2 separate regions of the Homo sapiens genome follow, and region 1 is linked to region 2. The links are chromatin loops, found by intact Hi-C in ENCODE. Cell type or tissue: Calu3. All regions are shown on one strand. Each heading gives the region's core, and the rest is flanking DNA. Links, peaks and the distances in the headings are about the cores only.

The links. Peaks named below come from ENCODE experiments on the same cell type or tissue, not always from the same donor. Only the 100,000 strongest peaks of a DNase experiment are listed, where the experiment ranks them.
Region 1: it touches region 2 in a loop (3-fold over the local background); 1 of 110 quality-filtered maps calls a loop at or near these places.

Annotation. Positions count from the first base shown.
Region 1 is chr11:88,506,365-88,512,887 of GRCh38, reverse strand. It overlaps GRM5 (glutamate metabotropic receptor 5), which reads left to right. Exons shown (of 10, transcript NM_001143831.3): 10 at 3,384-6,523. The coding sequence ends at 4,296. GRM5-AS1 (GRM5 antisense RNA 1) reads right to left here. Exons shown (of 6, transcript NR_049724.1): 1 at 3,949-6,523; 2 at 1,009-1,137; 3 at 724-824; 4 at 540-636. Among named protein-coding and RNA genes, the nearest start is that of GRM5-AS1, 5.0 kb to the right of the region's middle. RefSeq lists a silencer at 3,526-3,635. In Calu3, for the core only: no CTCF peak of the experiment used is centred there; a DNase peak (open chromatin) is centred at 3,517.
Region 2 is chr11:88,314,079-88,320,601 of GRCh38, reverse strand. All of the region lies in intron 2 of CTSC (cathepsin C), which reads left to right. Among named protein-coding and RNA genes, the nearest start is that of CTSC, 20 kb to the left of the region's middle. In Calu3, for the core only: no CTCF peak of the experiment used is centred there; a DNase peak (open chromatin) is centred at 3,531.

The DNA.
Region 1 (6,523 bases), core at 1,652-5,651, 190 kb before region 2:
TTGCACTGAATTCTCTGTTCCTTAAACCAGGGTTCAAAATGGCATTGAGTATACTTTTTATTTTCTGAAATGCTGTATTCACATAAAATATAAAAACTGAACATCCTTAGACACCTTCTCTTTACCAGCTCTTTTCACCTACATTGTCTCATGTAATCTCAAAACAACCTTAACCAAATGAGACACTGTCTGCTTCTTACCGAGGCTTAAAAAGATTATTCTTTTCCAAGTATCTGGGATGGCAGATCCAGAATAAGAACCGGATTTTAGGATCTCTATTCTATTGCACCTTCCATGACACCCCACAGTGGCCCTGTTAACTTAAAAATCCTATTCATCCATCAAATGCTTATTAAGATCATGCTGAGTGTCACTGAAAAAGATAGATAAGATCTGTGTCTTCATAGAATGTACTTTCTACTAATAAACAGAATAATGTCGTGAGTAGGGAGTTTCTTTTGTTTTTTTTCTTAAGAGTTCTCATTTACTTCAGGGAAAAAAAAGCTTTCATGTTCAAAAGAATGAAATGAAGTACTCACATTTGGACTCCATTTCTCTGGGTGTCTGGTGTTTCCTGTGTCCACTTTCACGTTATTCAGATGGTCTGGTGCTCTTTCTCCCTTATGGCCATGGGCACTGTAACCAAAGGCACAGCCAGGAAAAAGATGTCAATACTTTGTACAGAATTGGTTGATTAGGATGGTTTCCTCATCACACACTCACCTAGAGGTTTTGCAACATGCTATCATGTTTTGGGGCATGGCTACAGGTGATTCCAAAGACTGTTACTGCTAACATCCAAAGTTATGTTCCATCATGTTCAACTAAAGGCATTCGAGAGAGAGAGAGAGAAACTTTTTAAAAGCTAGTGTTTGCAAAACCTCTCTGTACTAGGAGCAAGAGTGTCCCTAAGGTAAAAGTTGGTGGAATAAATCCAATTAGTCTCCTGATTTCAAGTCCATGCTTTGTATTAAAAGGGGACTTAGTGACCTGAAATAATACTTGTACCTTTCGAAACACCTGTTTCTTATCCTTCTGATAGGAGAAAGGGTGTAGTTGGCAACCATCCTCCCAATCAAATCTCGTAAATAAACTGGCCCATTTCTTCTCTGCCATGTTCCAGAAGCTAGTGGACACCTGGGAAAAAGAATTGTAATACACGTAAGTCAGGCTAATGCAAAATTGAAAAATAAATCCTGAAACTACTAGAAAGGAACACCAACTGTTTGGCAGTGCCCCCTCTGCTACTATGGATGCACAGCAACCTCCAAACCTGAAAATGGTTCATTCATCCTTTCCAGGAAGGGCAGAGTGGGGTGGAAGAAGCTCATATTCCAGGATTCTGAAGGACATGAGACTACAATATATTGGGTAGATTACATGGAAAGAAATTTCACAGGAAAGAGCGGAGAAAGAAAGACCATGAAGTAGAAAGGAACAGATAAAGAAATGGGAAGCAGTGTGGAAAGAGGCAAAAAGCATGTCATTAAAGGGGATGCAGAAATGGCAGTCTGTTACCAAGGGAGTGGGTTTCTCAGACAGAGTGGATCCTGCAGGGCCAGTCAGGCAGCCTCAAGGCTGGTGGATTCCAAATGAGGTACACGCCCCAGCCCCTCAAAGGCAAGCCAGCCCTCCAGCAAGGGGGCCCAAGGGGAGTGATGGGGATTTAGAAGAAAAGGATGGCTTTCTGCCAGAGTTTCTCAGATTGTGAAAGAATCTGAGAAACAAAGTGCTTCAGATTTACTTTGGGAGCAGAAGAACAGAATGCTTGTCAAAAGCATAGATCCTTGGAAGCCAATCCAGACAATCAGACTCTCCTGGGGTCACATCTTATATCTTTGACAAATGCCCTAGATGAGTCTTACACAGAATTTAGTTTAATAACCATAGGCTGTGATGATAAAACTGTAGTCTTCAACTTCTTTTGTAGTCAGGCTGCTCAAGGCTATCTGTTGGTCACAGCCCCTAGAACAGAGCTGTCTTGACTGAAAATAACAGACCCCCTAGTAACAGAGATCTTGGATTACTTTGTGATGGGAAACTACACCAGAATCTCTTCATATAACATTCCTGGCCAGACGCAGTGGCTCACGCCTGTAATCCCAACACTTTAGGAGGCTGAGGCAGGTTGATCACTTGAGGTCAGCAGTTCTAGAACAGTCTTACCAACATGGTGAAACCCCGTATCTACTAAAAATACAAAATTAGCTGGGCGTGGTGGCGCATGCCTACAATCCCAGCTTCTCAGGAAGCTGAGGCAGGAGATTCGCTTGAATCCCAGAGGCCGAGGGTGCAGTGAGCTGAGATGGCGCCACTGCACTTCAGCCTGGGCAACAAGAGCAAAACTCCGTCTAAAAAACAAAAAATAAAAAAAAAATCTTGAGTGTCAGGCCACATTCTCTGACCTTTGTAAAGTTTCTGAAAGAACGTCTGCAGCTTCAGAAGCTATTGTGTCAGCTTTTAGTGGTAAGGAGAGGTACTAGGGCGCTGAGGCTGAGGCACCAATCACATCTTGAGAGTGGCTTTCAGACCCCATGGTGGAAGTGCAAAGGAGAAAGAGAGAGAAAGGCCTTCAAAAAACTTGTCAGTCCCTCAATATTCACCAGGATCCTAATTTGAGATCACTCTGCTAAGTGCCGAAGGCATTATACAGCACTCTCACTCATTGAACTGTTATTCAAGTACAGAACTCAAAATACATTTGTGAGGTGAATTTCTGTGAAGTAAAGAAGCTCTCATTAGAAATGTGTGTTCATTAAATTTTTATTTTCCAGCAGGTAAGGCAGCCTAAGTAACACTATGTTCAAAATCAGGGGTTCAGACAGAAAACCCTAGTTATATATATACCAACTTCCAGAATAAAGGCGGAACTGGAACCACTGACTACCTCCTGGTAATCCCTGACTCTCTTACCCCTTCCCTCCTCTCTGATGATTGTTGGTGAGTTTGGGTCCTAGTGGTAATGTTTTCCTTCAGAGGCCACTAACTCTAGGAAGCCCCTGTCCTGTACCAGGCACTTGTGCACACAGCCGGGACACTGCAAGCCCTTGCATCTGTGTGCTGCTGCACTCACAGGTGGGCTCAGAACTCCCGCAGAATCCTAATAAACACTCCTTCATCCTGACAAGCATCCCCTTTGACACATTTTCACGATTATGATAAACTGAAGCCCTGATATAGAAAGCAGTCTTTAACTCAAAACAAGCAAAGGAAAGCCACTTCCAAGGTCTCTTTCCATGATGTCCTTTTGATGCTGTGTTTCCTGAAAGAATGAGAAAAGTCCTCCCCAGTCCGGGGCCCATGAGCAACCACCATTGGGGAAGCGGCATCCAAGCCCCCTGGGCACCTCGCTGAGTCACCTTTCCTCTCCCTTCTCTCCTCAGTTCCAATGGAAAATCCGTCACGTGGGCCCAGAATGAGAAGAGCAGCCGGGGGCAGCACCTGTGGCAGCGCCTGTCCATCCACATCAACAAGAAAGAAAACCCCAACCAAACGGCCGTCATCAAGCCCTTCCCCAAGAGCACGGAGAGCCGTGGCCTGGGCGCTGGCGCTGGCGCAGGCGGGAGCGCTGGGGGCGTGGGGGCCACGGGCGGTGCGGGCTGCGCAGGCGCCGGCCCAGGCGGGCCCGAGTCCCCAGACGCCGGCCCCAAGGCGCTGTATGATGTGGCCGAGGCTGAGGAGCACTTCCCGGCGCCCGCGCGGCCGCGCTCACCGTCGCCCATCAGCACGCTGAGCCACCGCGCGGGCTCGGCCAGCCGCACGGACGACGATGTGCCGTCGCTGCACTCGGAGCCTGTGGCGCGCAGCAGCTCCTCGCAGGGCTCCCTCATGGAGCAGATCAGCAGTGTGGTCACCCGCTTCACGGCCAACATCAGCGAGCTCAACTCCATGATGCTGTCCACCGCGGCCCCCAGCCCCGGCGTCGGCGCCCCGCTCTGCTCGTCCTACCTGATCCCCAAAGAGATCCAGTTGCCCACGACCATGACGACCTTTGCCGAAATCCAGCCTCTGCCGGCCATCGAAGTCACGGGAGGCGCGCAGCCCGCGGCAGGGGCGCAGGCGGCTGGGGACGCGGCCCGGGAGAGCCCCGCGGCCGGTCCCGAGGCTGCGGCCGCCAAGCCAGACCTGGAGGAGCTGGTGGCTCTCACCCCGCCGTCCCCCTTCAGAGACTCGGTGGACTCGGGGAGCACAACCCCCAACTCGCCAGTGTCCGAGTCGGCCCTCTGTATCCCGTCGTCTCCCAAATATGACACTCTTATCATAAGAGATTACACTCAGAGCTCCTCGTCGTTGTGAATGTCCCTGGAAAGCACGCCGGCCTGCGCGTGCGGAGCGGAGCCCCCCGTGTTCACACACACACAATGGCAAGCATAGTCGCCTGGTTACGGCCCAGGGGGAAGATGCCAAGGGCACCCCTTAATGGAAACACGAGATCAGTAGTGCTATCTCATGACAACCGACGAAGAAACCGACGACAAATCTTTTGGCAGATTTTCTTCTAGTGGCCTTAGAAAACATGGGCTTTTAAGAAACACGGCTGATATCTTTGAGGGCTGACAAGGCGTCTCTTCAAACAGTTCCATACCAAGTGCTTTGCTCTAGGGAAGCAGTGCGTGTGAAACAGCGTAACGGAGGGTGAAGAGCATAGTTAATAAGCAACTGTAAAAAGTTTTATTTGTTTACTTTAATTCTTTTCCCAGAAGAGTCTTTGATTCACCAAACATGAATGTACATTTTCTAACAAACTCAAAATCTGGGACCAAAACATCAACTTTTTTCTTTCTTTTTTCTTTCTTTTTGTTTTTTCTTTCCTGTAAAGACCTTGAAAAGCAGTAACTTGGGTCCAGTATTTACGGAGGCGTTGTGAATGTGTCCCATGCATAACACACTACTGGATAGTGAGTGCTGCGCTAATGTACTACGTAGGGCTTCTACCAGAGATTTTCCTCTCCAATTGGGTTGTGAAATACTCTTCCAAAAGCCTGCATCGGGGATTCCACCTACTTATTTCAGATTCACCTCCATTAACCAAGAAAACCAGTGGAAGATTTCTTGACTATTTCACCATGTTGCCAATCAATACTGGAGTAGCAAAAAAAATATTTTCTGGAATACTGTTTTGTAATTCCCTCACTGGGGTGCATTGTAGCTGGAAATTCTCTTTATAAAAATCATTCTTGAGCTCCAGCCTGGCTATCTCTTTCAAGAAACATGGCCACTCTTTAGGAATGCTGTTGCGTTTGCATTGCCAACTAAAATATTAAAATATGCATTGGGGCTTCTTCATTCCTTTATTTTGAGAACCTGATGCACAAAGAGCTCCTTTGTTCTTTTCGAGTCCCACCACTGGAAGAGTGGTCCATAGACCCCATGAAGACATTGTCATGATTTGAGAGACTGTTGTTGAAAGGATTAACACAATCTTAATACACTGAAAATTTTAACTGTGTCAAGTCAGCTTAGTGGAGATTTAGCTATGCCAGTGAGCAGTGATTTTAACTATTCTTGGCTGCTTAAACAGGGCAGCTATGAACTATGACAAATGTAGATTTTTCAAAGCAATACAAAATACTAAAAAAGAGGAACCTTAATGAATATTAACCACACAGTCTTTCTTAGCCATTCCAAAAAGAGGCAAAGCAATTCTTATTTTCTTTTTTAAAATAATGATTAATATGATTTTGTGCACTTCATACTGTCACTTTTTAAAACTACAGAAAAGAGATTTAGAGTATAACAGAAACAAGTGTGCTTTGATAGTCTCAAATAGGTAGAATTCATAGTTCAAGACCTGAATCCACTGTCATCTCTTTCTTCCTCCCATTGCAGCTATCCTCAGGTACCAAATGTTTTGATTTTTAAATAAGGATAGTAATAAATGGAGGAGGTGTCCTATAAATTTAAAGTTCAGTTGACCCAGCCTTATACTTAAGATAGCCTTATGAAAAATATGTGCTGTGAGGCAGAAGTATATTTTGGCAGAGAGAATAATAAATAAAACTTTTTCTTTTAGCTCAATATCCTTACTTTGGTAAGTATTTTTTTTTATTTCACATCTACTTAACAGAAAATAAACTGAGAAATAGAAGTCAGTCCATTGGCATAATTTATCATTCTTCACTTTAAAAAATTCTAATAAATATTCTGCTTGAGTTTTCTTTTCTGCTATTTGTTCTTACTTGCAACTTTAAGTCAAACCTCCCAATACAAAACATTAAAAGCTAACATTAATGTACTAAAGTATTAATTTAAAAGAAATCGAACCTCCCATGCTAGATTTGAAAATAACATCATCACAGCACCCTGATCCCAAATATTACACCGAGGCTTTTAAAATGTAAGTGAAATCTAGCTAAGTTTCATGGTTTCATTAAAAGCAAATGTCTGCCTCTATCTGAAAAACAAATGGAAATCTTTTGAGGTGTTAATACCCTTTGGATCCTCATCAAAAGGATGGCATTCACCTGAGGATTCCTATCTTGACTTCTTAGGTATTAAAAACCTTTCTTGATATGCTCTACAT
Region 2 (6,523 bases), core at 1,479-5,478:
CTAACTTTCAAAACTACTAAAAACAAAATTAGCTATCAAGGGAAATCCTGAGTGTTCTGACTGCAGGGGTTCCCCAAAGCCTGGAGGACCGAAGCTTTGAAATGCTGCATGGTGTGCCTCACCTCTGTTGAGTATAGTGAGGAACATGAGCTGAGGAGTGGATTAGATGAACTCTTAAGATTTTTTTCCAACTTTACGGTTTGAGTTTATGAGTAAGTAAGTGAGGAATGAGCCCAGGGACTTTGACTACTTTGCTGTGCAGTAAATTGCTGTTTTCTTAGCTAATTCTGGAGTGTGTATTTTGGTTTTAATGTAATGTCCTTTCAGCACTGGAAATAAACAGATTTATGACCCTCCATTTTCACATGTAAACTTCCAGTTCCTTCAGTAAAATGCTGGAAGTTGCTTGGCTGTAACCACTGTAACTATTTCCTGGCAGTTTTGCATTTTATTACAATTCGACTTTTTAAATGCATGGTTCAGTCCAGTTAATAGGCAGAAAACTATAGCTATTCCTTGGAACTGACATAGGGAAGTTGGTTTCTTTCTGAGGAAAGATGTGACACTCTGATGGATTTGGCAAAATACCAATTCAGTAAAATTTGCCTGGTTCCTTTCTGACAGCAAATGGAGGTAATTGTACGTATATAGATTTCTACAGTAAACAAAGGGCAAAAATGGAAACATTTTTTGTTTTTTAATGTTGCTGGAATATAATATTTCCATATTTGGTTAATCATCAAATCATTCAACTCCATGCAAAGTACTCTTTTCAAAATTACAAATCATCTTGATGGATTAGACTTGGATGTCTAAATTTTTTATTATGTATTCTAAATTATCTATAGGTACATTTTGAAAATTATATATACATGTATCACTGTACTACATTTGTTATAAAATGTGAAATATTAAGCGATTAAATACTTTATTAATGTCATAAAATTGTGCCCTACCCAAAATATATTTTAAGAAGATATCATTTGAAAATAATGTAAAATATTCTTCATTATTATGATTTTGTTGCCAAAAGTAATGTTAGAGTCCCTGTTACTGATAATTTTCATGACTGTAAATTTTCAACATTTGGAAACAAAATTTTCTGATGTGTTTTAAAATCTTAAAGAATTTCAGTAGATTTTGACACATTTTTGTTAAAAGTATGAAAGTGTCACAGCTTTAGAAGGATTTAGAATAATTATCAATTGGTATTAGGGATGACAATTTTAATAGACAAATTTTAACTGAAACATTTGCTTTATTGATGTCTAGGACTAAAAAAAATATTATAGTGATGGAACCATTTCAAAACATCTGTTTTTAAAAACTTCTGTCAACATGTTTGACAGAAGTCAGAATAGGGTAATTATAAAAAAACTGCCATTTTCTTATGTTTGCATCATTAGTATTTGCAAATCCTTGTTTCTTTGCAAGTATATTTTAAACTACTTGTTCATTTTATGAGTGTTAGCCTGATTAATTCAGATAAGATGCTCAAGTCAGTTTAAGCAGGCAGATGTGAAAAAGGGAATATGCTGTGCCTTAACTATCTTATAGGGACTTACTAGCACACTGTACATAACAGATGAACATCTGATATTAGATCTGATGGGCACACCAATGTTGTTTCATATATTAAATAATAGTGGAAGTTTTCAATTTAATTAGTTTATTTATTTATTTATTTATTTTTGAGCCGGTGTTTCCCTCTTTTTGCCAAGGCTGGGGTGCAATGGCACATGGTTGCAGCTCACTGCAATCTCCACCTCCCAGGTTCAAAGGATTCTTCTGCCTCATCCTCCCAAGTAGCTGGGATTACAGGCGTGTGCCACTATGCCAGGCTAATTTTTGTATTATTAGTAGAGACAAGGTTTCACCATGTTGGTGAGGCTGCTCTCAAAATCCCGACTTCAGGTGATCCACCCGCCTCAGCCTCCTAAAGTGTTGGGATTACAGGCATGAGCCACTGCGCCTGGCCAATTGTATTTTTATGTTAGAAATATATATGGGAGTTACAATACTTTGTTTCCAATGTTCCGCTGGAAACCACTGGTTGAAAGGATAGGTCCCAGTGTCAGCTGCCCAGTTGGCAGTTTTGGATAGAATATAAGTTCTATGAAGGCATGGATGAAGTATCCTTCATGGTAATGATGGTAATGTTAGTATAGTCACTTGTTTAATGTTGTATAACTTTTTAACTCTTCCAACTTCAATTTCATCTATATCTTTCATAGCAGTCCAGTAAAGTAGTATCAATTATAGATATCATTCCTACTTTCAGATAAAGTAACTGAGGCTCACTAGTTTTGACTTGCTCAAGGTTACGTAAATGATAAGTGACAGACTGGATTTAAAGGGCGGAGTCCACTTTACTAAACTGCCTCTGTCTTCTAGCCAAGTTTGTTATGTAAAGTAAGTATTCAGACATTGGCTAAGTATATTATTAATCAAGAAAACAGTAGAACAGGTTTAAGGAATTTTTTTTTCCCTCTCCTCAGTGTCAAAAAGCAGTCAAGTAAAAGATCCAAGATAAATAACTTCAGTTCCCAAAAATAACTTCAATTCCAAAATTTCCCTATGACTAGGTATATCTAATTGGATAGCTGATAAAATGAGTGGGAAATTGAAGAAGGGATATTTTGAGAATGTGTGGCAACTTAATGGTAATATTGAAGAAGCAAATGGATAGTTATTGAATCATAATAGTTTTTTAAACTTAAATACTAGGGCTTGATCTTCATATTTTAGGAAATTATCTATTTGTTGCAGTAGAAATTAGCATAAATGAATGGAAACTTAAATTATCTCATCTGTGCAAGGCAGTCTTCAGAGACTGATGTTTATATAAGTGAAAACTCAGAAAAATTTTTTGGCTGCATTTCAAGCTGGATAGCGGGGTCAAAACTTCAACTTCTTAATTGGTGATACAACGTCAGAAATCACAAAAGAAGTATTTCACAGGAAAAAATGACATACCCCGAAAACATTCAAATCAAGAAAATCACAGGGGTACAGTGGATGGTCCCCCTTAAGGTACTGCGTACTTGGCTTCCCCGCTGGTAAATGCCTCTCTTTTACTAAGTTGTTGTCGTGCAGAGTGGCATTGCAGCTCTGTACTTTTACAGAATAATTTCAGGTTCTAAAATTGATACATTATTTCAGATTGTAAGAATAGTATAAAATAAAATTTTAAAAGGGAAAATAATTCCATCAATTTAATGGAATGTGTAGGGTTTAAGTTATAACAACAAAAACAAAGTTGTAGTTTTTTAGGATTACTCATATAAATAGTGTGTCTATTAAGAATTACTGGCTTTATGAATATTAAATAAGAAGGCTGGCCGTGGTGGATCATGCCTGTAATCCCAGCACTTTGGGAGGCCGAGGCAGACGGATCACCTGAGGTCAGGAGTTCAAGACCAGCCTGGCCAACATGGCGAAACCCTGTCTCTACTAAAAATACAAAAATTAGCCGGGCGTGGTGACGCATGCCTGTAATCCCAGCTACTCAGGCGGCTGAGGCAGGAGAATTGCTTGAACCCGGAAGACGGAGGTTGCAGTGAGCTGAGATCGCGCCACTGCACTCCAGCCTGGGTGACAGAACAAGACTCCATCTTGAAAAAAAAAAAAAATTAAGACAACCACAGATATAAGGATTTGCAATTAGAAAGCTTGAAGGGAAATTTTTGGAACTTCTAGGTCAACCTAAAATTACAAATAGGGAAGCAGCTTTGGAGAGGAACATTTGCACTTCTGAAGTAATACTGTGATTTGGACTGTCAGACATTGTGATATATTGGCATCACCACACCTCTGTTAATTATAAACTTACCTATTCTCAGTGCCTTGTTAACTGTTGAAATAGGACTTGACATTTGTTGTTCTTCCTCTTCTGTTATTCATTTATTCACTCATTTAGTAGTTAATTACTTCCTAGTGCCAGATAGTTTTCTAGGTACTGAATAAACAAAAATCCTATTGTCATAGTTATGTTTTTGTGGAAAGAACAACCTGATAGACTATCGTGAAAAATAAATGAGTTAGTATACATAAAACACAGCCCATGAGATATAGTCTGTAATTATCATCCCTGCTTCATTTATTTATTTATTTATTTATTTATTTAGAGAATGGATCTGATTCTGTCATCCAGGCCGGAGTTCAGTGGCTGGATCATTGCTCACTGTAACCTCAAAACACCTGGCCTCAAGTGATTCCCCCAACCTCGGCGTTCCAAAGTGCTGGGATTAAAGGCATGAGCCACTGTACCTGGCCATTGCTCCTGTTTTAAAGATGAGGAAACTGAAAGTACAGAGAGGAACGTGACTTGCTCAGGATCACACAGCCAATCAGTGGCAGAGCAGTCTAGGCAGTCTAGGCCTGAAGGCATTATTCTTTCTTTCTGTTCTGCGTCAAAAACCCTAGGCAGGCATGGTAAAAAGACTGAAAGAGCCAAGGCAACATAGGTACCTGAAGAATGGGAGAACACCTATGAGGACTGCTAGAAATTTTAGGCAGCCCTTTAAAGGCCTTGGGCAACAATTTGAACGTGACTCATGAGTCAGTTAATTCTCTGCACCTTTTTTTTTTTAGAGAATACAATGGATAAAGCAATGACCTTTGTAACATGTAAACCTGTATTTGAATCCTTTCCTCTCCATTTAATTTTGCAGAGTCACCTTTTCTTCATTAGAAAGAAATTTTATCCCAAAGAGATTATCGTGAGGCTCAAATAATATAGGTGGAAGCCCTTTGGGTTTAAAAAAAAGCCTTTTCTGTCATTTCTGGGTATCTCCCGTCAGTGATTTTAGTAATTGTTTACCTCTCTGGCTCTTCGTGAGAAGACAAATTGTAGGAAGAAGTGGAGGATGGCATTGGGTAGGATGCTTAGTTCTAGTTCCACCACTTCCTTAGGTCTTTTTTTTGTCCCCCAAGACTATATCATTTCTGTGTTCTCTTGAACCTGTAAGATTTATGAGTAATCTGTACAATATTTATAAAGTATGAAATCTCTGCCATTGTGGCACAAAAGTAGCCATAGACAATGTATAAATGAATGGGCATGCTGTTCTCCAGTAAAACTATATTTATAGAAATAGGCAGTCTTCTCCAATTTTAGTTTGCTCACCCCTTTCCTATAGAACTCAGGTTTATCATATACAATGTTACACATTATTCCTTTGAATAAATTGTTTACCTAATACTTTTTAAATTTGGGCATTTTCTAGGACATTCTATTGTTTTTATTTTTAACTTGTGTTATACTGCAGTGAATGTCTTCCTGTGTGTAGCATTTTGTTTGTGTATGTGTGTCAATATCTATAAAGTAGCTCTTAAGAACTCTGGAAACATTGTCAGACTGCTTCCTCAAACAGCAGAGGTGGGAGGGAGCATCGGCCTAACCCTACCTGGCCTGCCTTACCAGCATGCAACCAAGGAGAAGAGAATAGGATCAAGAGCCAGTGCCAGAGAGAAGTACATAATACAACTTTATGGAGTTTAGGTTGCATCCTATAAAGTTACCATGTTACACTGTTTCGATCTACCAAAGTAGAAGTTTTACATAGTTTAGTATGAAGTTAATTTTATTAACCTTTTCACACAACACACCCTCTCATATTGCTGCCCAACAATGTCCTGGGTCTTTGTTTCCATGGTCATCATATTGAGTAGGGTTTTAGCAGGGACTTGAGTAGTTGGGAACTGAACTCATGCTAGTGAAGCCATTCTTCACTAGAAGCAGACATATGGGATCCAGAATATCATGAACAACCAGCTGGGTACAGTGGCTCACACCTGTAATCCCAGCACTTTGGGAGGCTGAAGGAAGCAGATCACCTCAGGTCAGGAGTTTGAGACCAGCCTGGCCAACATGGTGAAACCCTATCTCTACTAAAAATACAAAAATTAGCCAGGCCTGGTAGCACATGCCTGTAGTCGCAGCTACTTGGGAGGCTGAGGCAGGAGAATCGCTTGAACCTGGGAGGCGGAGGTTGCAGTGAGCCGACATCTCGCCAGTGTACTCCAGCCTGGGCAACAGAGTGAGACTCTGTCTGAAAAAAAGAGAATATCATGAATATCACCAAAGATAAAAGCAAGATGCGGATATGAGTAGCCCAGAGTAACTTTTCCTGTGCTATATAACACAGTGAGTGGTGATTCCCACAATTCAAGTCCAGTTTTTCTGGATTCTAAAGCCATACATTTTTAACTCTCCCCCTAAATATGATTTGAATTCAGAGAGTCAGATGCAATAAGGTAATTTTAACTTTAAGTGTAGTTTAGCCCACACATTTCTCTAAACTGGGGGTTGGCAAACTACAAACCTCTTTTTGTAAGTAAAGTTTTATTGGAACACAGCCTAGCTCATTCATTTATGTATTCCCTTTGCACCTTTTAGGTTGAGTAGTTGTGACTGAGGTCTTCCAGCCTTCAAGCCTAAAATATTTACTATCTAGTCCTTCAAAAAGAAGTTTGCCAACCTCTGCAAACAAGTGAAATAATGTGTATTAGAGTAGAGCAG